Linked DNA regions of Homo sapiens: region 1 is linked to region 2. A link is a contact called in ENCODE Hi-C or POLR2A ChIA-PET data. All regions are on one chromosome and are shown on one strand. Each heading gives the region's core, a stretch centred on a gene start or an enhancer-like site at or near the end of the contact. The rest is flanking DNA. Distances are from core to core; before and after follow the strand shown.

Region 1 (5,116 bases), core at 414-2,913, 420 kb before region 2:
TTCATTAATTCTGCCAATTGAATACCAACAAAAGAGTCTTTGGCTAAGTTTGAGCACCATCATCATCCTATACCATGCATGAGAGATGACACAGTAACACAGGGAGAGAACTAGTAAAAAGAAAATTTTGTTTTTTTTTTTTTCAGTGTTGTATAATTTTGGTCTCAGATTGACAAGCCTCAGGGAATAAAATATGTATTTACATAAAAATTTCTGGTAATGGCATATTGAAAAGTAATTAAATGAAACAACAGATTCTATTTGCTGACGGCTCCATTTCTAACACTAACAGCGTATGGGACAAAGTTTTGACATAAGACCTGGACAGCCCCTCTCCCAAGTGGTTTTTAGCTATAAGCTATCAGTGAAGGACCTGACTCACCTATGAGTTTTCAAGTACAGAAAGACCTTTGGAACATGGAAGAACTTAATAGGCATTAGGTCACTGGCATAACTCCATGGATAAGGTGAACATAGGTGTTTCATAATGTAAAAAGGTGTACTTTCTTCTTTTTCTCTGCCAGTTTTTTATCCCCAAAAATGTTCAAGAGAGAATTTAGCAACTGAGAACCTGGAGAAAATTTTAGAAATTTTGTAGCTTAATGGTTCTCAGCCTGTTGTACATGGAACTTGATGTGTCCGTGATAAAACTGTCTAATGGAACTTGAGAGGCTGATTTCAAATTTTTAAAAGTCTAAAAATATGCAAACATTTAACCGAGATTAGACTGTTTATTGACTGAATATCAACTCAGTGCAGTAAGAATGGTTATGTCATTTCTGATCAGCCAATGCGTATGTGTCTTGCAGTTTGACTGCAGAATCTTCAGCACAAAGAGTTCGAATATGAAAAATAACACAAAGTTCTCTTGTTCATGTAAAGATATAGCCTGAGATTAAAATGACAACACTCCGGTTTCCCGACTTCAAGTCTAGTGTTTCCTCAACTATACCATAGCTTATTGGAGGGTCTTTGAAGGGATATTTTTGTGCCTACGTGTAAATTGTATGCATAATGTGTTTGAATCCATAGAATAAGGTTTCTTGACCCTCCCACTGTACACTTACAATGGCTTTGTTACAGTAGGCCATAAATCTGTAGACAATTAGAAACATACAAACACAAATGTATATCATGCTCCCCACCCCGCAACACAACTCTGATTTCCTGACGACACATTTTCATAAACTTATTTTTTAACAAATTACAAGGGGTCTTCCTTCATTTGGGGCCCTGTGCCTTTTTGTTAATTTAGGAAATAATCAGGGTATACAGTCAAATAAATACCCAAGTGAACAAGGCAAATGGACACAGCAACTCCTACAGACTATTTCCCTAAGAAACCAGGCAAAAGGCAGGCTTTTGACTAAATATAGAACTAGCAGTCAAAATGTGCAAATAGAAACTTCCAGTTGTGGACTGGTGGGAAACCCCAATAGGCCATCTCAGCAAACCATGTACAGGAGGTGAAATCAGTACTTCCTTAAAAGATAATTCCAGTAAAAGGAGCACATAGGGTTCTCCAATGTGTCTCCTAAGTCATTTATGAGAAAGAAAAGGGGAAAAAATGAGTCCTGCTACCACTGAGACGCCCAGGTCCATGGCCCACAGTCTGACTCACGGTCAGAGAACTAAACTTGAGAATGTGTATAGACATCCCTTTACCTCATTATGCTTGGTCTAAGTGAATTTAAAAATAGGCCTTGGAGAGTTCCTGGACTACTCACAGCCATTGCCACAGAGTCGGTAACATAACATGTGACTTAAGATCACCTTTGTACAGTTTTGCACTGACTCATTCCTACCCAAATGGACTTTAGATGAAAAACTAATGCTAGCTTTCCCTCATGCTTTAATTTAGGATCCTATGCTACTGTATACCTTATTCTTCTTTGTGGTCATCCTGTTTTAAAATATAGGAAAAAAGAGAGGTGCTTGAGAACAGAAAGTGATGGCTGCCCCACCTCTATTTTGCTGCCAAGTATGATATACACATCCCTAGTTTCCTGTGTGCATTAGGGCCTGAAGAGTTGCCCTTCTCTGTCTCATGCATATGTGCCAAATCTGTCTCCAGTGACAGAGAGAAACTGCATGTGGTGCCTGGCTTCCGTTTCAGTAAAAAATATATTTATTTGGATTTCAAGATGATTATTGACATCCTTGGACATTCAGTACAACTTAGTAATTTGCATGGGTGTTTACTCCGCTTGCCAACATGAGCTACAATTAGGGTGAATATCAACTTTTTACAAAAACAGACTGGCCTAGTTCTACTCCTGAAATGCCTGCTCTCCAGCTTCCCTCAAACCCCATTCACTTGCCAAGGTAACCATAACAAATGCTGGTGCCTGTTGCTTGGCCTTAGCCTGACCAAGACACAGCCCTGATAGGCACCTGGGATAGTCAGGGCAGGGACAGCCTACAAAACGAATTCAGACTGGAAAAGTACAAGGTGAGAGCTGCACGGTGTAGATGTGTGTGCACTGACACATATGCTAATAAACGCAAGAGATGGAAAAGAAAGGCTCTTCCTCCTAAAAATCACACAATCTGTGTTACCATTGGATTGAAAAGTCAGTAATTTCTTGCATATGCATCATGAATTTAAAATTGGAAACAATTTTTCTTTGTGTGACATTTCTTGCTTTGCTATTAATATAGCAAATTCCCAGAAGACAAAAAGGAGAGAATAAGGAAATAGAAAAACCTGAATTCAAATCTTGCCATGGCCAAAAACTAGCTATGCAAACCTGAGCAGGTCTCAAGGCCTCAGTTTTGCCATCTGCAAAAAAACGAGGATACAGTATGAATACGGTATTCACTTCACGGGATTATGGTGAAGATCAAATAAGACAATATTGTCATTCATTCTTCTAACAAACATGAATTAGGTTCTTCCTCCTTGAAAGGTGCTGTTCAAGGTGCTGGGGATACAGCAGTGAACACAACAAACTCCCTGTACTCATAGAATTTGGATTTGTCAGTGTTGGGGCTGCTGTATGTGTGAGAGACAAACAATATGCACACACATTAAAAACATACATACTACACATCATGCAAACAATATCAGGATAGTGGTGAAAATAGATGTGAAAGAATTTTGTATATAGAAAAATGGCGTAAAAGTCAAAGTATTATTTAACATTATTACACAAGGGTCCCAGACATAAACTTTCTGCAATTACACGATTTCCTTCCTCCCTCCTTTTCCTTCTCCTTCCTTTTTTCCTCCCATAAGTATTAGTTAAGAGCATACTTTGAGAAGTGCATCATGGTGTAGTTTCTTAAGGGAATCTGATAAATTAGAAGCATATCCTGTCCGCAGGAAGCATACAGATGGCATAGAGTTAAGGCATTACAAATCTTTACCCTAGGTACAATGTGACAAAAGCTGCTTATCTTAGAGAAGGTAGATCAAATGCTATGAACATTTTGGAGGGAAAGGCTCTTCCTGAACCTTCTGGAGGTAACTCAAAGGGGACTGGAGATGTTGAGCCACTGTCCCAGGCAGAGTGAGCAAAGAACTGTGCATCCTAACAAAGACTTCTGGTACTCGGTAGCTCCTAGTGTACAAAAGGGAAATGCGGCCGGGTGCGGTGGCTCACGCCTGTAATCCCAACACTCTGGGAGGCCAAGGTGGGTGGATCACGAGGTCAAGAGATCGAGACCATCCTGGCCAACATGGTGAAACCCCATCCCTACTAAAAATACAAAAGTAGCTGGGCATGGTGGTGTGCACCTGTAGTCCCAGCTACTCGAGAGGCTGAGGCAGGAGAATCACTTGAACCCAGGAGGCGGTGATTGCAGTAAGCAGAGATCATGCCACTGCACTCCAGCCTGGTGACAGGGCGAGACTCTGTCTCACAAAAAAAAAAAAAAAAAAAGGAAATGCACCTGGGAAGATAGAGCTGGGGGTCTGTCAGCTGGAGCTGCATTCTCACTTATGCTCCCAGCTCCGTTTACTCTGTACCAGAAAGTCTTCATGAATGCAAGGATACTCAGTGCTCCAGCGCTGAGTATGAAAGATAAAACTTGCGTTTCATAATGAGACTTTCCCAGATTTCAAAGTTTGAGGTGACATTTACAGAAGCTCCTTTTTGCTAACAACAGCACAATGATCCTTTCAAAGATAATTTCTAAGTAAATGATAAGTAAAGTCATCTTCCTCTGTTGGGTGTGCAGCTCCAGTTACTTACTTCCTAAAGATAGGCTTTTAAGAAAGCTGAGACCTTTCCTGTAAACTTAATAAAATTATTATTTTCTCTTTTTGCTGTCTGAATGCATCACTGTTATTTTCTGCTACTGATTTGAGGGTAAGGTGGGGTAGTAAAAAAATGTTCTCCCACTATTGCAGGCATCTGAAATATGAAGTTAGAGAAGTAAGTTATGCTTTTTGGCTTTATTTCAAATACCCTTCTTATTATGAAGAGTGTGAACTGGAAATAAAGATGTCTTCTTTCATATGAAAGATTGTGAGCATTCTTGCTTGATAGTCCAAATAAATGGATGAAAGCTGCCAACAGTATGTGGCTTCAAATCAGCTTGTTCTTAAAGTCACAGAGAACTGAGACAATCTGAAGCGATCCAATTTAGAAACACTCCTCTAATTGTTACAATTTCAGAACAAAATCCCAGCAGAGGGTAAGTAAGAGCATATGAAGTCATAGTCCATATTTCCAGTTTTCATGAAGGTTGGAAAGGAAAGAAAAAGATGAAGAAAGAGAACGGAGAAGAAAAGAAGGGGGAGTAGCAGCTCTGGGTTTATAAAATAGCAATTTTTCAAAATAAAACAACATTTTTTCCTCTGATGAGTGCTCCTTTGGGCCACTAGTGAATGTTTGTTGACTCCTATTCACCAATGATTCTAATGACAATTTTGCTGTTTCTTCCTCATACCAGAGGAGATTAAAACCAATGAACTTTAGAAGGTAGTGGGAAAGACTGTGAAAGGCAGCACAGTGACAGCAGAGATGGCCGCTGACAGCCTGGGGGGATAGGAGGAAAAAATTACTGAGTTTCAGCAGAGCATAACAATAGATGGTCATGGTGATGACCCTGAGTCATCAAAAGGTTTCAAATGCTTAGAATAGCCCCATAAGAAAAAAGAAAAATATGC
Region 2 (5,278 bases), core at 1,781-4,280:
GGGAGGGGAGTGCTGCTGCTGCTGCTGGTGAGGGTGGTGATATAGAAAGAGGAGGAGGAAGAGAAAGGGAGGGGAAAAAAGGATGGGAAGAACACACACATGGTCTGCTCAGAGATCTCACATCACCTTCTAGAAGCCTGCATTGCCGCACTTTGTTACAGAAGCATGAGAAGGAGCAGAACCAGGCAGCAACAGAGAAGTAAAGACATATAAAGACAGGCAATGCACACTCCCCAGAGTTAAGGTTGCCTAAGAGTTCCTAAAAAGACTCTGAAATGTATAAAGTAAAAGCAAAACACATACACACACACACACACACACACACACACACACACCAGAGTAATCCTATCACAGCCCTTTTACAAAGCCCATGACAGCTCCTTACTGATTACCAAAAAAAAAAGAAGCCTCCAACATTACAGGAAGGCATAGGAAACTTCTCTGATTGGATACAGATATCTCACCTCCAGACTCAGCCTCCCACTCCCAATCTCTCTAGATATTTTCATGTCTCTGCTATTCCCTCTGTCTTAAAGACTCAGCTCTTTCTTTCTTATTTGTTAAAGTCCTAGCCATCTAGCAAAGCCTAAAACAATATCCTTCCCCCAATCCCCACAGCAAAGCCCTCCCCAATGGCACAAACAGAACACCTTGCCTTCTCACAGCGTTCCTAACTCTAGCATTGATCACTCTGTAGCTTGTCTCCAAGTATTGTTAACTGTTGGAAAACTTATTTACCTATACCTGTAACCATCACCCTTCCTCCCTTCCCCAGACACCAGTCTCCTTGTAGCACCCAAAGCATGAGCACACACACAAACATGAGCTCTTTCTTCGCAGACAGGGGTCCTCTTTCACTATCTTAATTTCTTCAAGGCCAGCCACTGTGATGCCTCCATATACAGGCCTTCAGTAAGCACATGGCCATAGCTGAACTTTTGTGCCATCCACGGAAAAGCATCTTTAGCGATAAACTCAAGAAACATAAAACAAAACAAAACAAAACAAACAACAACAATAGCTGAAAAATCTGCAGAAAGAAAAGACCAGGAATTTAATTCGTGCTAAACCTCTAAAGTCAGTTCTTAAAAGCTGCTTTTCTCTCTTCTCCAAATCCAGTGGTTTTGTTCAATGCTTCTCTCCTGCTTTGAGTCAGAAAGTGGGTGGAAGTTTGGGGAACTAAATGAAGAAGGGTGACGCGAGCAGAAGGCTTCCAGTGGAAAACAGATGAGGAGATCAGGTAAATAAATCTAAGACACATCATTTTTATGACCTGACAAATAATTGCAGGTTGAAATCATCTGCTTACTTTGTGTTTTGTTTTGCTTTTTTATTTTCTCCAGCTACTTACTTATAATATTCATATGTTATAAAAAGAAAAAAAAGGAAAGAAAAGAAAGAGAGAGAGACACACACAGAGAGAGAGAGAGAGAAGAAAAAAGGTGTTTGGGGGTGGCGAACAGGGGTGGGGAAGTGACCAGGACAATGACGAAAGAACGATTTGGCCTGTGTGCTGCTGGTCAGCTTTGGCAGGCCCTCACCCTCTGAACTTTCTCTCCAGAGAGTTATTTGACAAACAGAGTTTCAGAAAACAATTTTCACTTTCTTTCTCCAAACCCCACCTCCCTCCCCTACCTCATTTTAAAAATCAGCTCCAACCTCCTAAAGAGGAAAAGAAAAACTAAGACCCAATTCATTTTACATTTTATACCACTTAAGGAAAAACATTTCTCAGAGCAAATGCTTTATGATTCAGAGAATAACATATTCTCATCCCGTTTCCTTTGACTGCTACAGCTCTCCTCTCATTCCTGTCTTCTCCTTGCCTTTCTTCAACTTGGAAGTGGTTATTTGCCCTCAGATGTGGCCTCATAATTATTCCCATTCAAAATCTCTCTCTCTCTTTCTCTCTCCCTCTCTGTCTCTCTCTCTCTCACACACACACACAAAACTAATGTTTGTTCCTATTGTTCTTGCCTTCATTAGAAGGTAACAGATCTATAAAAGGTAGCATGTGCACTTACTCATTTTAAAGAAAGCTTAATAAGCACCTACTAATAAGCATCCTACTCTCCAGCTGTTTATATTCTAGGGGAGGAGATCAAACATGTCCAACACAAACTGCTCAGCAATGTCGAAGGTGATATGTACAAGACAGGCCTACATGACAGAGCTCACCTAGCTCTGGGAACTGTGGAAGGCTTCCTACATAATACACCTTGCACACAGTAGACCCTCCATAAAAGTCTGTTAAGGGGATGAATGAAGAACAAAATCAGTGAGGATTCACTTGAACATGGACTTAAAAGAATGCGTAAGATTTGGGCAAGCCAAAATGAGAACGCCAACAGTTTAGGAGTGAGAGTGACAGCTACAGGGAGGCAGGAAAATGAGAGGACGCTCCCAGCAATGACTAGAAAGAAGTCTGGTGCAAAAGAAAAATGCTATCAGTGATGGGTTAGAAAGGTACTTATTAAATGAGCTAAGAAAAAACTTTCTACGTGACGGATTATGAGCTAGTCACTGTTAAACCCTTTACAAATATTAACTTATTTAATTCTCACAATGACCCTATTCCTATTCCACAAATGAGGAAAGTGAGGAGCAGGGAGGTGCAGCAACCTCCCGGGGAAAGTGTTGCTTGGTGCTGGAGCAGCCTGGCTGCAAGGTGTGGCTCATAACAACTACCTTACTGTATCTCCACAGCCTATCAATGTCTGGGAGGACAGATCATAGAAAGCCTTAAATGCCAGATGGAGGAGTCCACGCTCTCTTCCATATGCAAAAGGAAGCAACTGAAGGTTTTGAGAGAGAAAATAATAGGGTTGGATTTAGGGAAGATGAATAATTTGGCATTTGTGTTGAAGTCTGACTGGAGCTGGTGAATGGATTAGCGCTTAAGTGATGAATCAACTCCAACATCACCCGCTACCCTCTGCCCCATCATACCCTCATAAATCACTGTGTCATTGTTATGTACATAGTCCAACAGGATATCCAGTAATTTTTCTGTGTACACTCAGACTCTGAAATTTGATTTGTATATTGGAATAGTTTGTTCCCATCTGATTTCCGGGCCGAGGATTCCATGGAGGGATGGCATGGCTGCAGTCAGCAGTGAATGGCCTCTTAGTCTAGCCGGAACACTCCAAGAGGCAGCATTGTACATGTACTGAATAGTCACAAAAATAGCTCAGCTAAAGGACACAGAAAAAAAAAAACTGCACTCTTTGGAGCTGACGTATTTTTCCTTTTCTCCCTCTGCCACTGTTTCTATGACCTAGTAAGGAGGCATCACTGTAGAATGGAAAAAGCACTGAACGAAAATTCAGGAGACCTGGGTTCGAGCACAGATTACCACTTTTTTTTTTTTAACATGATTTCAGACAAGTTCTAGATTTCAGTTTTCCTATCTGTAAAATGAGAGACTGATTCTTAACTCGAGTGATTTTTTTTCCCCGTGTGTGTGTGTGAGACAGAGAGAGAAAGACAGAGAGAGGAGAGAGGAGAGAGAGAAAGAAGAGGAGAAAGAGAACTGAGATAGAGTGAGAGACAGAGAAGAGAGAGAGACAAGAGAGAGAGAGAGATGAGGGGGTGTCAAAAATATACAAGTGCATTTGGGGTGAGATAAGTTTATTTTAAATCTTGAATCCTTTAAAAACGTTACATAAAATAGAGCTGAGAACTAGGTTACAGAGGGTGAGTTAAGATTTTAAAACTTGAGGTCTGATAGCAAAATGGACTTCTACAAATAAAATGTCACAGTAGTTAGCTGTAAGGGGTGGGATTACAGGTACAATCCTTTTCATTTTATAGTTTCCTGTATATTGAAAACCTATACATGAGTACATATTACTTTCACTGTTAAAAAAAAAAACACTATTTTCAATATCTATTTTATTATTAAGAATTTTAAGACTACCCATAATCGTGCTTGGTAGGGAATATCGGTAGAGTCAAGCAGCTCGTTGGCAATGTGAGATGCAGTCTCCTCATTTTTGTAAAGGAAAGGCAGGCTGGAGACCATCATCATCAACTCTGCACTGCCTCAAACCCCTTCGGGGTATATACCCTGGCTTCTAGATGTGTCCTCTTCCCACCAGCCTGGGAGAGAGCCGAATCCCATGCATTCGTCAACCCCAGCATGTAGCACAGTGCCTGCCACATCCTAAATACTTAGGCAACAGTTTCTAACTTAAGAAACAACCTTTCTAAGAACCACTACAGTAGGAAATGAAGATAATATTCAGTTATATCTAACGAACTGTGGTGCTTTTGTCTTTGTTTTATAGACAGAGTTGCACTCTGTGACCCAAGCTGAAGTGCAATGGCACCGTTCTAGCTCACTGCAGCCTTAAACTCCTGGGTTCAAGCGATCCTCCCACCTCCTCAGCCTCCTGAGTGGGTAGGACTACAGATATGTGCCACCACATCTAGCTAATATATATTTTTTTTTTTTTTGGAGAGACAGGGTCTCACTGTGTTGCCCAGGCTGGTCTCAAACCTTTGACCTCAAGCAATTCTCCTACCTTGGTCTCCCAAACTGCTGGAATTACAGGCATGAGCCACCATGTCCGGTCCCAAGAATTGTTTTTCCTTTTTTCATCATGAAGCTATATATGATTTAAATATAACAGTCACTTCTTTAAAAATTAGACTTTGAGTCTGAGCGAAAATCTATAGCTATTTAAAAGATGACAAATATCTGTATGTTGATTGACTTAAAATTTTTTCAAGGCATATTGCTGAGTGAAAAAAATAAATGATAGCACCTGCAGTAATTTACGTAAATTGTAAATGCCGTCATTCACATAAAAGTTGCATGTGTGTATGTGTGTGTGTGTGTCTGTGTAGAGAGAAAGAGAGACTCTAAAAAAGGTATTTTCCAAAACTTTAACAAGGATTATCACTACAGAATAGTCCCAGCTACTTAGAAGGCTGAGGTGGGAGGGTTGATTGAGCCCAGAAGTTCGCAGCTACAGTGAGCCATAATCGTGCTGCTGCATTCCAGCCTGGATGACAAAGGGAGATGCTGTCTCAAAAACAAACAATCTAGTAAGATTATTGTTTTCCTATTTGTACTTTTCTGCCTTGTTCAAATTGTCTTTAGTGCTCAGAAACATTTCTTTTTTTAACATGGAGTCTCGCTCTGTGGCCCAGGCTGGAGTGCAGTGACACTATCTCAGCTCACTGCAACCTCCGCCTCCCGGGTTCAAGGGATTCTCCTGACAGCCTCCTGAGTAGCTGGGACTACGGGATTCTCCTGACTCAGCCTCCT

Evidence for each region. Hi-C counts contacts between places; a loop is a spot of excess contacts on that map. ChIA-PET counts read pairs that join two places held with the same protein, here RNA polymerase II (POLR2A). Pooled maps may share reads with other maps.
Region 1: a loop to region 2 is called in a map of PC-9, with 4 times the contacts of the local background. The contact joins two enhancer-like sites. A Hi-C loop is called at or near these places in 1 of 168 maps with a recorded cell type or tissue (PC-9) and 3 of 50 pooled maps. POLR2A ChIA-PET finds 5 or more read pairs at or near these places in 1 of 52 experiments (PC-9).

What each region holds. Positions count from the first base shown.
Region 1 is chr3:188,679,763-188,684,878 of GRCh38, reverse strand. The region is part of intron 7 of LPP (LIM domain containing preferred translocation partner in lipoma); the gene reads right to left. Among named protein-coding and RNA genes, the nearest start is that of MIR28, 6.5 kb to the left of the region's middle. Within about 2 kb of position 1,663, at least 9 of the 41 ENCODE cell types and tissues checked have a DNase peak (open chromatin) inside an H3K27ac peak, as active enhancers do.
Region 2 is chr3:188,260,928-188,266,205 of GRCh38, reverse strand. The region is part of intron 2 of LPP (LIM domain containing preferred translocation partner in lipoma); the gene reads right to left. Among named protein-coding and RNA genes, the nearest start is that of FLJ42393, 85 kb to the right of the region's middle. Within about 2 kb of position 3,030, at least 19 of the 41 ENCODE cell types and tissues checked have a DNase peak (open chromatin) inside an H3K27ac peak, as active enhancers do.